Regions from separate parts of the Mus musculus genome. Here region 2 is linked to region 1. Evidence: chromatin loops called from intact Hi-C (ENCODE). Cell type or tissue: heart. All regions are shown on one strand.

What was found. Peaks named below come from ENCODE experiments on the same cell type or tissue, not always from the same donor. Only the 100,000 strongest peaks of a DNase experiment are listed, where the experiment ranks them.
Region 2: a loop joins it to region 1, with 5 times the contacts of the local background. A loop is called at or near these places in 3 of 42 quality-filtered maps.

Annotation. Positions count from the first base shown.
Region 1 is chr4:100,004,620-100,012,619 of GRCm38, forward strand. No RefSeq gene overlaps it. Among named protein-coding and RNA genes, the nearest start is that of BC062258, 79 kb to the left of the region's middle. In heart, a CTCF peak has its summit at 3,893 (motif pointing right); DNase peaks (open chromatin) are centred at 3,942, 4,742, 6,522 and 7,082; H3K27ac peaks cover 662 bases; H3K27me3 peaks cover 341 bases.
Region 2 is chr4:101,141,579-101,149,578 of GRCm38, forward strand. The region is part of intron 11 of Raver2 (ribonucleoprotein, PTB-binding 2); the gene reads left to right. Among named protein-coding and RNA genes, the nearest start is that of Gm24468, 41 kb to the right of the region's middle. In heart, CTCF peaks have their summits at 4,729 (motif pointing left) and 5,879 (motif pointing right); a DNase peak (open chromatin) is centred at 4,723.

The DNA of each region.
Region 1 (8,000 bases):
TGTGGTTAATTTTTTTTCTGTCAGTTATATAATGTGTCTGATGTGACCAATCCTAAGCATATGAACATGTGTCCCCTGTGTTTCAAGTGGGTCTTATTCTTAAAGACTTGTTTTTATTTCACAGGCATGCATGTCTACCTGTATTGCATGTGTGCCTGGTGTGCACCTAGGCCAGAAGAGGGCACTGGGTCCGTTAGAATTGAGCTGTCACAGGGATGATGGGAACAGGATCCAGGTCCTCTGCAAGAGCAGCAAGTACTCTGAACTGCTGAGCCAGCCCAAAGTGGGTCTTATTCTTGTCACGGCCTGCTTGGGGAACGACCTTGTAACTCTGCATGTTAAAACCACACAGGTAGAAGTATCATGCTACATGAGTTTGCTCATGCTCCATAAGAGAACTTTTCAGCCTTCTATCCTTATTTTCCTTAAAAGGAAACTGAGGTTCGGAGAGGCTGTGTGACTTGTGGGTCTGACTGGCAGGCAGGCAGTCGAATCTAGAGCTCCTTTTCAAAAACAGAGATACAATCATATATCAAGAAAAGTCAGCCCTTTAAAATGTAGAGTTTATTATAGTCACAAGTGGTGGGCACGCGTCCACTCTTACCCAGTTCAGGATCACTTTCTTCACTGTCACAACAAACATGGCGTCTCTTAGCCGTCACTCTCCGCTCTTAGCAGGGCAGGGCTCCTGGGGTTCACAAAGCTACTTCCATCCCTACTACGGGTTTGTCTCTGATGGACATTTCATATAATCAAGGTTTAAACATCTGACTTCTGTGGCTGTACAGCTCTTATTTTAATAAAGCTAGGGCTCTAGACTTTGGGCTCCCCCAAGAGGAAGCAGGTTTGTTGGAGTCCAAATGGAATTCCTATCTATGGTGGTGGAGCCTGCATTTCAAAACTGAGTGCTTCTTTGTCAAAGATCAGGTGACCATAGGTGTATGGGTTTAATTCTGGGTCTTCTTGGGAAGACCAGCAGTCTCAACCTGGACCCCTGGGATCTCTCAGACACTAAGCCACCAACCAGGCTGTACACACTAGCTGATCTGAGTCCCCCAACATGAATACAGCAGAGGACTGCCAGGTCTGGCCTCAGTGAGAGTAGATGCACATAACCCTTGAGAGACTTGAAGCACCGGGGAGTGGGGAGGCCTGTCAGGGTGGTGGGGTTGGAGGTGGGGACATCCTCTTGGAGAAAGGGGGAAGGAGGAATGGGATGAGGAACTGTGGGAGAGCAGACCAGGAAGGGAGTAAGGACTGGGCTGTTAAAAAAAAGTAATAAAAACTAAATAATATATCATCATAGCAAATAACAGTATAAAAATTGTGTGCAATAGTTAGAGGCTGCTCTGTCTGCAGTGAGCAATGGAAGCCTTTAGTTCACTGGCCATCTCAATGTACCCCTAGAGACAAACCCATGTTTATAAAGACATTTTCTGCCAAAGTCCAGGCCAGGGCAAACACTTGTAACCTATGACCTTTAATTGGCAAAGGATGTATTCTTTTATTTAGATAATTCAGTGTTTCTGAACATATTCATTCAGTGTTTTATTCCTTATTTCAGTACTGCTGAAGTGCCCTGTTGTGTGTGGATGTCAAGTAATAGGAGGAAAATCCTCAGATACATTTTGGACCTTGTCTCCCTCTCCCACATGACTGTTAACCATTTGAGCATCATGGCCATCTGAGGCTGGAAGACTTTGCCAAGGAGCTAACTGCAGCATCAGCCACACACTTAACTCTCATCTTCTTTCTGTTTCCTCCTTGTCTTTGGTCCATGAAGACATCTCATACTTTCCTGCAAGTTCTATTGTGCTCAAAATGGCTTTACTCTGGTCTTCTGTATGTGTGTGGCGCTGGGGACTAAGCCCAAGGTCCGTGTATACTCAGAAAGTGCAGTTACTGTAGTTTTTTGGGTGTTTCTGTGTAATCCCTAGGTAGGAAGGAGATGGTTGATTTGAACTAGAATCTGAAGTTCTCTCTGCTTCCATGCTCCCTCCATTCCAGTCTTGTAATAGCCAGTACGGTCTTTGTTTGTCTGTGTTGAGACAGAGGGTCACTATGAATTTGTAGTCCTGGGTGGCCTGGAATTCACCGTGTAAGATCATGTTGGCCTAACCTTGACACAATCTGTCTGCCTCTGCCTAGCAAAAGTTGTGTTTAAAGATGTACAAGGTCACACCTGTGTGGTCTTTTTTTTTTTTTTTTTTCAATCTTTGTTTTCTTCTTGTATAATAACCCTTCACAGAACTCTGTCACTGTTGTTTTGTCAGGCGACAAGTATAGCCCATCTTTACCAGTTTCTCTTCTGCGGTCCGCCTGCTTTGTCTTGGTGGAGACTCCTCCCCAAGTCTTATGATCCCAAGACTATCGTCAGCCACAGCACCCACGTTTTCCTGCCTTTACTCTCAATCATACACAAGTCAGAGGGGTGGAGCATGGCTCAGGTTAGACCTCGTCCCTTTTGATGACCCACCACACACATTGGCTCATCAGGTATGTACATGAACCAAAGAGTGCCATACTTTGTCCTTCATTTTTATCCTCCCATTTTGAGATAGCAGGATAAATCTCTTTTCCTTTTGGATCATACTTAGATTGTAAAGATAGAGGCCTGGCAAATATCAGTGACAGTTTTCTTACCAGACCAACAGAATCTGTTAATGAAAGAGAGAATAAGTCTAACTAAGAAACAGAGAGACAGTGTTGGAGAGATGGCTCAGCAGTTAAGATTGCTTGCTGCTCTTGCAGAGGAACTGAGTTCTCTTCCCAGCACAACACAGGGCAGCTCAAAACCACCTGCAACTCCAGAATCAGGGGATGCCAGAGATCAGATACCTTCTGACCTCTGATGGCATCTATTCACACATGCACGTGCATTTACATACTAAACAGAAAAAGAAATACAGAAACAAATGGAGACAATTAATTAGTAGAAAAAGAAAGTCTTAGTGGCACTATCTAAGCTCCTGGATCTAGCCTTGCTTGAAGTTTGAACACCAGAATTTAGAGTTATAGAAATCAGTGCATTATTTTTTGAGCTAAAACTATTTTGTGATGAGTTTTTGTTACATGTTTTTAAAAAAGACTTAATCATGGTAGGGCAAGGCCCTCTGTGAACTCCGTATTATCTTATCTCTTTTCCTGTTTTTTCAATGATCAACCGTACAAATCTTCTCCAGTTCTTGTGCTGAGCCAGGATCCCCGTGTCAGAGCCTTCACACTATCCGATCTTCCACTCACCCTGTGACCGTGTGACTAAGTGTCTGGATATAGGTCATGTTCTTACTGAAGGCTTCCCAAGCTGTCTGACTGTGCAGGGTCTCCCCTCCCCCATGGTGATTCCTACTTGAGCTTTTCCCCATGAGCCCACCACAATCAAGATGAACAAAGCCCTCCACAGTGAGACTGTTTCTTGTTTATAGTCCATCTTCTCCACTCAGCTATGAGCTTCAGGAACTTAGAAGTCATTTATCCAGGAAGCGGTAGGTGAAACGGGGTCTCAAGCTGCCCTAGAACCTACCTTAGGTTGGCCATGATCTCTCCCTGACTGCTAGAATTACACAGATGACGACTCACTGTGCCTGCTGACAACTACTTAACTTAGCTTCACCTCAGCCATGCTGCAATGCGTTTAGCATGTAACAGCGCATCATAGGAAACAGGGGTTCTGTTGATATTTGTCAGTTGAAAACAAAAAGAATGAATATCTGACTTGGACGTTTTTGGTTTCCATGAGATTTGCTAGCCCGTGGATAAACACAGGCAGTGCTGATCACAGTGTCACCACAGAAATCTCCATAAAAAGAAGAGAGCAGCCTCTTGCCTCACTCATCTAGTCCTGGGCTTTCTGCTGATTTCTGTCTGCATACCAGAGTGGCCCTTGCTCCCAGGAGATGGCAGTGTTGTATAGCCTCTGGTTTGCCCAGGCTCTTAAACAAGACTCCAGCCCTGGGAGCTATCCGGTTGGAGCTGGACTTTGCCCTTTGCAGCCCTGGAACACCAGTGAAGGCTCTCAGAACAGAACTGTGTGTGTGTTCAAAAGAGCAGAGCCTTTGTTCCAGAGACAGACGTGTCCAACTCCAACACAAGCAAAGTCCTGATTGATTCATCTGCTTTTCTGTGTGGTTTGAGGACTCCATCTATCTGAGGGTAGCTCAAAAGTGCCCCCACCCCCTACCTCTGGCCCCAGCTTGTCTCAGAAGACAAGGGTCAGATCATGGAGTTGCTACCTCTGGGGGCCGTGGAAGATTCTCCCTACTCGTAATTTCTAATTTCTGCCTGAGATGTGGAAGTTGCTACAGTGAGTATAGACTGAACCAATTACCCTCACATGTGGTCTTGGATCAGTCACCTAAGATGTGACCTTGGGCAAGCTCCTTGTTCCACCCCCACTCCCCAATATTAACACTGCCTGCTTTGCAGATATGTGATTACGTAAGTACTCCCCCCCCTCCCCACACCACTACCACACGCATAAGGATGAGGGTGTGAGGAAAAATCCACAAAGTTTTTGCTAGAAAAATTTTAAAACCAACCTTCTTCCTAGCCACTTCTTTTATCCCCAGTGTGACTGTAAAACCAGATTACCAAGTGCCTGTGGTCATTGGACCACATCCCAGTCAGGTAAGCCATGTCACCAGCCCGGCCCACAAGGCGGCTCCGGCTGTTCCCCAGGGTGGAGACCAGGTGCTTCTGGGATCCTGGTTTCACCCGTCCCAGAGGCCTTGGCTCCTTTTCAGTGCATTTCTGCCTTCTGTGGCAGAGCATCTGGGCTGTCGTGCTGGAAGCATTTTGGCCTCGTCTTGGGCCCTTATCTCAGAGCTGTGTGAACCCCATTCCTGCCATGTCAGAACCCATTAGAGAGCCCTCTGCTGAGGCTTTTGAAGGAATAATCTGCCTATAGAGGGAAGGGGCTGTGCCAAACCAGGCCAGATGGAGTAAGTAATGAAGGCCCCAGATTAATCTTGCTTGTCTCTTCTTTCCCACACGAAGGCTCAACCCTAGCGCTTGGCAGTCTCAAGACAAATTACACTTGTCAGCTTCAAAGAGTAAGTTCCCTTCCAAGCCAGATTGTTTGTGTTCTCTCTCTCTCTCTCTCTCTCTCTCTCTCTCTCTCTCTCTCTCTCTCTCTCTCTCCATCTTCTCTCCTGAAACAAGCACTGGAGTTAAAATATGCCTAGGAAAAGTGATATTTTTCCATGGCTCTAAAAAAGGCTTCTTTTGGGCATTTACACTGTGTTCAACATTGAGGCCTCACATATACTCCACGTCCATTCTCATTAGATCCCTAATATACGATGAGTGCAATAGCCCCATTTTACAGATTAGGAAAGTGAGGTTTAGAGACAATGCCTGGGTCAAGGACATACAGCTAGTGAGTTGAGAACAAAACTCATAGCTAGAGCATGAACACATTCCCGTCTCTGCAGTTAATTTCTCTGAAATCTTGACCTCCAGGGAAGCCAAGAATGTAGCCTCTTCTTTTCTTCATTGTTAAAAATTCTCTTGGAATCATGGGCTAAGGTAAGGATTAGGTTTCCAGAAATACATATGCCAAGGAACATTCTAAAAACAACTCCTTGGTCATTAAGATATTTAGAAAGAATAGAGCCATTGATTCCCTCATAGACGCAAAAGTCATGTGAGCAGCAGAGAGATCCTCAAAGTACAGCCAGGTGTGATGGCTCATGATGTGACCCCAACACCAAGGAGGCTGGGCGGGAAATTTGTGTATGAGTGTGAGTTTAGCCTGGGCAACACCATGAGATACTTTCAGAACAAATGCAATTGCCAGGGGTGCTCAAGCAAAGAAATTCAGTGAACCCCGTCATATTCACTGGTCCCCCCAAGACCTGCAGCCCAGTCACGTTCCTTTAGGCATACCCAGGAGCGTCCACGGAAGGAGCCGTCATAGCCAGTCTGAGAGCCTTGCCTTGCACAGTCCTGTGTTTGGATTGTGCAAACACACAAGCAGTGCTTGGGAGTCCGTAAAATGCAGTCTGTGTGTGTGAGACCCCTATATTCCTAAGTGACTAAGAGAAGCCTGGCTCTCATCTAGAGAATAAATAAACTAAAGTTAGGAGGCCAGGTAGCACATCAGGCAGGCATGCATCTTTCAGATGCCCAGTTTCTGAGCAGCATCAATGTAGGTATTGTGCACCTGGTGGGCTAAATTAGAAGGGCTGGACATGCTTTTCCTTTGCTCAAACAGTTCTGGTCCCACACCTAGGTACAAGCATTGCAGGGACCAGACTGCCATCTTGAAGCTGTATACAAGTCTACCTAAATGGTTCCTGGTCATTCTTCACCAGGAAAGAAGTACTTCTGGGAGCCATTGCTTTCACTTTCAGGTTATCAGTACTGAGCTCTACCCAGCAGCCCCCACACTTTCCAGGCCTTTGCACTGAACCCAGTCCTAGCAGCCACACTCCTTACCACATGCTCACCACACCCCAGCCTCCCTCCCTGGCCCTATTTTCCACTTCACACTAGTGCCTCCCACTGGCTGAGTCCCAGCAGAATCCAGTGGACAGAGGGGCCCAAGGGCTGTCTGTGAAGAAGCCTTAGGATGCAGAGCCAATCAGAAACAGAGAAATTGGGCATCAGAATGTGTAGGCAGATGAGAGCCCAAAAGCCTGGCGCCGTGTGAATTAGGGTATGGACAGTGTTCCTTACAGACGGAACAGGAGATGGAGGTGAAGGGTGGGGGCCTTAGACCTTAGGTTTGGCCCCAAACTGGCCTTCGCATGATTCTAGCATGCCTAGCTAATGTGTTCCAGCAGCACATAGGAGCCTGGTTGTGGGCAGACCCCAGTGCCTTTCACGACTCACTCCACACATACATTTATACCATCTCCCCATTATTTGTTCTTTTCCTGGAAGTCTCTAATGGTTCCAAAGACCTTAGTTTCTTAGAGACTAAAAAGTAAAGGATTTATACAAACCCAAGGGAGAGCTGAGTATAGCTTTAGTTCCTTTCAACCGCTTCAGGATCCTCTCCTTAAGGGGACTTGGCCCTCCTCTTTGGTTTTGGCCCAGGCCCTCTCCTGCTTGCAAAATCTCTCATTACTCATTTCCCTGAAGGCCAGTGCAGGGTGCTGCCAAAAGGAGGATCAAAGTCCAAGGGAAGATCTGCACAACTCTTCTGGGGGGGTGGAATTGTAAGTATTGGTCTCAGGTGGAAACCTAGGCATTCTAATTATCCTAACAGGCGGGATGAATTAATGAGCAGTTACTGAATAGCTACTGTGTGCTGGGACGCTGGCTCACTGGACAGCAACTTGCCCCTCCTTTTATTCCAGGCAATCCTTTCTCAAAGACCACTGAGATGTTGCCTTCCTTCCTGGCTTGAGTCTACAGATACTTATGTGCCGTCTTGGGATGCAACAGTGACTACAGTCAGGCACAGTCTCTGCCCTTAAGGAGCCTCAGTTTGGAAAGTATGTCAGAATATTGCAGACAGAATGCTATTATTCTTTTATATAGATTAGAAAATCATTTCTCATACTTTGGTGTCTGTGAAGGCCCTCCTTATGTGTCAAGACATAACAGAGGGCATCACAGGGTGACGGAAGAGGGCAGAGACAAGAAAAGACTTGGCTCAGAGCATAAAGCTATAGGCTCATTGTTTCCAGTATGCTGGTTGGCTGATGAACTCCTGCGATCCCCCCACCTCTGGCCCCCAACACTGGGGTTACCAGTATGCACAGCTATGCCTGCTTTTTATGTGAATGTGGGGTTTTTCAATTTAGCTTTTTGCGCTTGCAGAGCAAGCATTCCCACAAAACAAGCCATTCCTCTGGCCCCCCTGGGTCAGCCATTTTATTATTACAGATGGTAAGAGCTGGAGTGGTTTCTGTATGTTAAAAGATAAATCAAGAACAGCTTAAGAAGGGACACGGAGTTGGTGGCAGAATGAGCTTGGGAACTCCGAAGTGTGACTTTATCCAAGGTTCCTTTTCTGCACGGCTCCACCCACTTTCACAGGTTTTTCTTTA
Region 2 (8,000 bases), 1.1 Mb after region 1:
GTGAGTTTTAAACTGTCCCTTCATGGTGTAGGTGGAAGAGCCGATGGCGTAATTAACTCTCCCTGTCTCTATGGTTTGTCAATGATTTCTCAGACTGCAGGGTCCATGTCGCTGCAGTAGTAGCTCCTGGAAACTCTGTTTAGGTTCTTGGGCATAAGGATTGTGACAGACGGTTGTGTCAGATAGTAGATGGCATGATTTCACTTTGAAGTAAAGTTATCCATTTAAGGGTTTGCTACTTGGTGTTTCTAATGAATATGAAGTTATTGTTATTAAATCCCTGATAAAATCTGGAGTGCATTTGAAAAAAGCAGCTGCTGTTTGAAAGCGTTGGGGAATACTTCAGCAAACGCTGAAGGGTGTCAGGTCCTGACAAGGGGAATTCCCCTGGGGGACAGTCATGTTTCTGAGGCTCTTTGCTTGACTCAATGCAAATCTGCACTTCTGGTGACCTGAGTCACAGAGGAAGCCTAAGGGCTGTGAAGCTGTAAAGTCCTGGAACAGAGGGAAGCACATGGGTAGGAGCCCCGGAGCCATCGTGAAACTCCAGCCTAACCTAGTTGGCTGAGCACTGAACCGCTGCTGTCAGGGAGATGTCAGAGCCAAAGCTTGATGGTCGGTGAAGTCCAGCGCAGAGGCGACACTTGGATTTTGAACTTTCTCAACCTGTGGGTCACAAGCCCTTTGGGCAACAGACAACCCTTTCATAGGGGTTCCCTAAGACCACCAGAAAACATAGATGTTTATATTACCAGTAGCAAAATTACACTTATGAATTAGCTACACACACAAAAAAAAATTGACGGTTGAGGTCAGCACAACATGAGGAACTGCACTAAAGGGTTGCAGCATTGGGATGGCTAAGAACCACTGAGTTAGAACAAACTGTCCTCAACAGAGGAAGATAATGGAGTCCGTACTTTTTCCATTTCTCGTTCTCAGCATCCAGTAATTCACAATTAACTATGAAGTTGGGGGTGAAGGGTTGGCTCAGCAGTTAAGGGTATTGGCTGCTCTTCCAGCAGACCTGGGTTTGATTCTCAGAACCCACATGGCAGCTCTCATAACCGTCTGTTAACTCCAGTGCCTGGGGCCCTTTTCTGGCCTCCATGGGCTCCAGGCACACATGTGGTGCACAGACATACATGTAGGTAAAATAACCTACAGATATAAAACATTTCATGAGGGAGATGGAGCCGCAATGACCAGGTGTTGGTATCAGTAAACAATGACATTAAAACATAAATGGCAAATAACATGATGACATCATGGACACATAGGGGGTCTCAGAGAGTTACACACTATAAAAGAATTTAATAATTCTAGAACTGACAGGAGTTGTTTAGCGCTCTCGCTCTCTCTCTTTTTGATTGGTTTGTTGGTTTGTTCAAGACAGGGTTTCTCTGTGTAGCCCTGGCTGTCTTGGAACTCACTCTGTAGACCAGGGTGGCTTCAAATTCAGACCTGCCTCGCTCTGCCTCTTGAGTGCTGGAAGTAAAGGCATTCGCCACTGCCTAGCAGTTGTTTTGTGATATTAAAGATTACATTAGATGGGAACAGCACAGGACTGGAAAGACAGGAAGGAAAGATTCACCACTAGAAAAGCAGCAGGCAGAGGAGAGAGTGGAAACCAGTGAGCAGGCTCTTCAGAGCCCCGGGAGCAGACCAAGCAGCTAGAAGTGCATATCAGTGGAGGAGATGCGGTTAATGGAGTATAAAATGTTTGAAAAACGAACGATCAAAATTTTCTTCAAAAAACACAGATCTCATGAGCAGAGTCCCCTCTCGTAAATCAGGAACTCACGATCGTGTACAGGAGTCAGACTTACAGAGAGATGATCTAGACAGTAACGGGGTAACAACAATGCGTATTGTCTCAGAGACTGCAGCCTTGGCACCAGTGTCATCTGGGGTTGAATAATTGCTGGGCCTTCCCTGGACATCACATGGTGTCTAGCAGCCTCTCCAGCAGCGAGAGCCACTGTCAGGACTGATAAAATGTGCAGATGACAACTGTTTCCCCCCTTTGAGTTCATAGGGAACCAGTACAGAGCATCGTTGACACTGTAATGCATGCAGATAGTTATCTTACAGCCCTAATGCCAGGGCCAGAATGGAGCAAGTGAAATAGGGATTTGAAGGTTTCTGCATTGTGCATGAATGTGCATCGCAATCTATAGGGTAGCCATTAACAGATAACAGCAGTTCACACAGCCAGGAGAACTGACTTTTCACAAGTTCAAAAGAAGCTACTGAACAGTAACAAAAGAGAGGGGTTTGTAGATTCATTTCCAGTCACCACATCATTTCATTTAAATGATCTTCAGTTTTCAACAACAACAGAAAAATCAATAGAACAGAAAGAGAGAGAGAGAGAGAGAGAGAGAGAGAGGGAGAGAGAGAGAGAGAGGAATCAGACAAGTCAGGAAATGTGGTGGTTTGAATAGCAGTGACCCTCATCGACTCATAGATTTGAATGCGTGGTCATTAGGGAGTGGCAGTACTTGACAATGATTAGGAGGTGTGGTCTTTTGGAGTAGGTGTGGCTTTGGGTTTCAATTGTTGAAGACAGGCCTCTTGTCTCTCTTCCTGCTGCCTGCCAAGCCAGATGTAGATCTCTCGGCACCATCTCTGCCATGTTGTTCCTCAGCACCGTCTCTGCCATGCTTCCTGCCATGATGACAAGGAACTAAACCTCTGACACTGTAAGCCAGCCCCAGTTAAATGTTTTCCTTTATAAAAGTTCCCATGGTCATGATGTCAACAATAGAACATTGACTAAGACACCGTGCACAGGGGAAGCAGGTAATACAAAATGCTCATAAGGTCTCCTGGGTGTTGGACTTAGGAGACGACGGTATAAAGAATTAAAGTGAGTCATATGTAAAGAACGACCTTGGGCAGTGTGGGAGCTGGGCCACACCAAGCAGGCTGTCAACATAATAAAAACTTCATTAAGGGACTGCAGCAGATGTCAGCAGGGATAAGAGTGACAAGCATGGAATGTAGGTCATATGAGATGACCCACACCAAGAAACTGGAAGGAAAAAGAGTCACAGCTATATGGGCAAAGGCATGGTGAACTGTCAGTAAAAGTTAGCATTCCTCAAACTAAGAGTTTGACTTGTAGATATGTGCTAAGAGAATTTGAATGTATCTACATACCAGTTTATACACTAATGTTTACGGTAAATTATCTCTAACAGCCAAAATGGAAAGGCCCAGTTGTCTACAAGTTAGCAAGCAAATGAGCAGCATGATGAACCACAAAAGCATGCTAAGTGAAGTAAGCCAAAGAGGCCACATGTATGATTCTGTTTATGTGCAGTGTTCAGAATAAGTAAATCTGTAGGGAAAGTCAGATGACTGCTCTGGGAGTGCAGAGGAAGAGTCAGCGGCTGTCGCTGGCAGTGCGGGGATACTCTGGGGTCAGACGGAGAGTCAGCGGCTGTCACTGGCAGTGCGGGGATACTCTGGGGTCAGACTGAGTCTTCCAGCTCTGTACATAGAAACAAACACTGGACTAACGATATGTTCAGTGTTTACTTGTTACTTATATGCATATGTGTTTGTGTCAGAGTATGTGCATGTAAGCAGGTGCCTGCAGAGGCAGGGAGGGTGAACCAGATTCTCTTGGAGCCGACCAGTGTGGGGCTAGGAGCGGACCTTACATTCTCTGTAAGAGCAGTATACACGCTTTTAACTGTTGAGCCATCCTGCCAGCCCTGGAGTGTGGTAGTTTAGAAACAAACCTTAGTTATCCTAAATAGAGGAAGCATATTTACTTAGTGTTCCTGAAGTTCCAAAGTGCGTACCGTAACCACGTTAACCCGGCGTGTTCCAATCTAGAGCTCCTTAGAAGCCAGTTTTAAGTGGCTACCTCCCCTCGTCCCTGGCTGTAGTTACTCAACACTGAGATGCAACTGATTTTAAGTAGCTACCTCCCCACGTCCCTGGCTATAGTTACTGTACTCAACACTGAGATGCAGCTGATTTTAAGTAGTTACCTCCCCACATCCCTGGCTATAGTTACTGTACTCAACACTGAGATGCAGCTGATTTTTCCCAAAATTACATGTCCTAGATATTTGAAGTGGACGATGAAAAATGAAGCCAGAAACAAATGGAGTTATTTTAAAGTCTAATAGCATTATTAGCTGAAAGATCTTTTTAATTTGGATAGCTATAGACAGTTTGATATTTCAGAGTCTGAGGTAAAGATGAACAGGTCTGTCTGCATCAGATGGGTGTTATACGTCCATGTTACAGGAGCCCATGAGCCAGCTTATTAAATATTTAATGCCCGAGTATAGCCTCTAACTACAATCTGACAAAACAATAGAATATTCCTTCCTGCCCCCTTTTATTGAAGTAGAAAAAGTACCTTTTCAGCATGGCGTAATCATTAGTTTCAGTAATATGAAGGATAATTTAGGAATCCCTTCACCGTTTTCCCTGACCATTAAACTGAGATTTGGGTTTTTCTTTCCACACTTGGCTTGGGGCAGCCGCCTGGCTCACTGGCAGGAGTCCTTTGCACTGCCAAGCCATAGTCTTGTGTTTCCCTGGTTACATGGATCTTTCCTGCTGGGAAGCTGGCCGTCCAACCCAGGGAATCGGCTACAGAATGTGTGATGAGTTAGGGTGGCCGCAAACCCAAAAATGAACTAAAAAGCAATGAAGCGTCTCGGTCTCTCCTTAGAGAGCCTAATGCTGCCATCTAGTGGGCAAACAGTGCAAGAGCACATCATGTTATGTGACACAGGACATTCCTTTGTACCATTAAATGAACTTAAGGTGTCTAACTTACACAGTTGTGGCCACTGAGACTTTCCGGGTGGTTTTCATTTTTGAAAAATGTGACACAGTGACTTGCCAGGTGAGTTTTGGGGGCAAATGTGAGTCTTATAGATACACAGTTGTCGGTGTCATACAGTCCCACAAGTAGGAACAGCCAGTGCAGAGATGCATGAGACAAACTTGGTACCTTGTTAAAGGAACAAAGGGAGGGAGAGCGCCCAGCAGGAGAGGCTGGGGCAAGATGGAAATGGAGAAGTCTCAGTGGGTGGGGACAGGGCAGACAGGTAGGACCTTGTTAGGTCCTTTGTGTACTTAGGATTTTATTCTAAGCTATGACTAAAGAACATAGGAAGGCCAGAACATAGGTTTAGGACCTGGAAAAATGGAATTGTCACTGGCTGAGATGGGTAGGAACGCGGGTAGAATGGGTTTTGGGGGGCTGGGAGGAGATTTAGTTTGCCTGGCTGGTCCCGTATGATGTTCATTGCTGATTGGCCATCTATCTCAGGAATCTGGATGTCAGGGAGAATGTTGTCACAAATTATGTGGGAGGTTGAGATGCCAAGGGTTGAGGGCCAGGAGTCCAGTAGTCATTGTCAACTCTCTGGATTTCTCATCTTCTTGGTGAGATAGCTGACTAGCTAAGAGTGAAGATGCCGGGCTCCCCCGCGGGAGGCTAGAGGGGAGTGGAAATTGTTGACATCATAACTACAGCACTCAGGAAGCCGCCTCCTCACATCGTGGTTCCAAAGATCAGAGCCCAGGAAGAATCATGATAGGCGGTTTCACCTCATCCTGAGGAGAATCCTGCTGAAGATGAATGTTTTCTGGAAAGGGCCCATCCTGGGGGGCGGGGGAGCGACGGCTCTTGGATGAGGCCTAGTGAAGTGTTGTGAAAGCAACCTGACGGGATGTTCTTGTGCTGGTGCAATTTCACCAAATCAGCAGGTTATACTTTGTGTGTGTGTGTGTGTGTGTGTGTGTCTGTCTGTCTGTCTGTGAGAGAGAGACAGAGACACACAGAGAGAGACTGCTTGTCAGTGTTTATACTGCATGGCTGCAGGTGACTATGGAGCCCAGCAGAGGGAGTCTAACTCTTGAATCTGGACATTGAGAAGGTGATGAGCTCCCTAGTGTGGTTGCTGGAACCTGAACCTGGTCCTCTGCAAGAGCAGCAAGTGTTTTCTTACCATGAAACCATCTCTCCAGCCCACAACTTTTAAATTGTTTTGTTTTGTTGAGACATGATCTTACCGTGTACCTTGGCTGGCCATAAATTCAGACATCCCTCTGCCTCTGCCTTCTAAAAGCTGGGATCCTTAACAGTGCTGGGACTTGAAGGTATCTGCCACCACACTCTGCTAGTAGCATGTTACATTCTAAATTCCCTGCTGTCCTGGGACAGCGTTTTGAACTTTAAATGTGCTACGGTGCAGAAAGTACCTGGGTGTGCTGCATCTGCAGGGCGAGCTACTGGCTCCCAAAGCTGCAGCTGGGTAGCATCACAGGGCTAGGGTGAGCTTTGTTTCAAGTGCATTTGAAATTTTTTAAAATGCTTATTTTGTGCACAGGGATGGAAGGGCACACGTCATGGCCTGCTTGTGGAGGTCAGAGGACTGTGTGGCCCCCAGAGGTAGAGCCCAGGACATGACTCTTGTTGCCAAGTGCCTTTCCTACCGACTCCTCTCCAGTAACTGAGGAAAGCCCTCAGATAGGAGTTTGGAGAGAGCCAAGTGCACGTTTTCATTCATTCATTCATTCATTCATTCATTCATTCATTGAAGCCTAGGGCCCAAGACCTGAAGGTGAAGGGTATGAAGGAAGAGACGCCGCATGCTGTGACAGACAAGAGGAAGTTGATCTGTGTGCTTTTTTTCTCTTTGTGGCAATTTTTAAATGTTTCTTACTCATTTTTAGTTACGAGTTTGTTTTTCTCAGACTACTGTGCTTGCTTCAAAACCTCCAACTACCGTTGTTCCCCACTCACTAATCCTTACAAAGCTAGCCGTCTTTGATGTACTAAGTCAGAATTATCCTTCTCCGCTGCTGTATGAGCCACAAGGGCATTTTTCATTTCTCATTCTTAACTAATGTTTTTCTCTGACATTCAGGCTCACCTCTTCGGTCTCTGTTGGCTGGCTCTGGATGATATAGAGCCATTTGAATAACAACATCCAGTGTCTGCCTGGTTTGGGAGAATAAAGACGATCTAGAAGGCTCTTGCTTTAAGGATGAACGTGGTCACCATGCAGCACGGAGAGAGGGAGGCATAGGGGAGCTCTGCCCACTGTGAGAGGTGTTTGCATCTTGCTCCTTGTGGCAGTTTGAATATGCTTGGCCAAGGGAGTGGCACTACTAGGAGGAGTGGCCTTGCTGGAGGAAGTGTGTTACTGTGAGGTGGGCATTGAGTCCCTCCTAGCCACGTAGGGGACAGTCTTCTCCTGTCTGCCTTGGATGAAGACGTAGAACTCTCAACTCCAGAAGTCCCAGGTCTGCCTGGAGGCTGCCATGTACCTTGATGCTAATGGACTGAAGCTCTGAACCTATTAAGCCAGCCCCAACTCAATGCTGTCCTTTATAAGAGCCACCTTGGTCATGGTGTCTGTCCACAGAAGTAAACCCTAAGCCACCCCTCATGTTTGGGAAAATCTCACTTGCAGAACGAGCTGCAGGTTAGCGGTTTTAGTGGCTAAGGTGGAGCCACCAGTATCTTTCCAATTGCTGGGAGATGCTGGGCTCAGCAGTGGGCGTGAGCCGGGGAAAAGCTGCCTACATTGTCAACCTAAGACTACTTTCATCTGTGTTCCTCCCTGCCCCCACCTCCACAGTTTCCAAGCAAATGCTATGCAGTTGTTCAACTTTGTGAATAATCCCTTAGGGCGATGCTTCTCACCCTTCCTATTGCTGTGACTTCCTAATACAGTTCCTCAGGTTCTGGCGACCCGCGACCATAAAACTTTGTTACTACTTCCTATGATTTTGCTACTGATATGAACTGTAATATAAATATCTGATATACAGGATATCTGACCCAGGCTGAGGACCACTGCCTTGGACTCACTTAAGAGGATTGAGGGAGAGAGGCAGCGTAGCTGTTTAGTGGTGGGTCTGTCATTCTGCCTCTTTTTTTTTTTTTCTCTCTCCAAATGAAACCCAATGCAATGGCTATGCCACTGAGCAACCCATGGGCTCTCATGTCT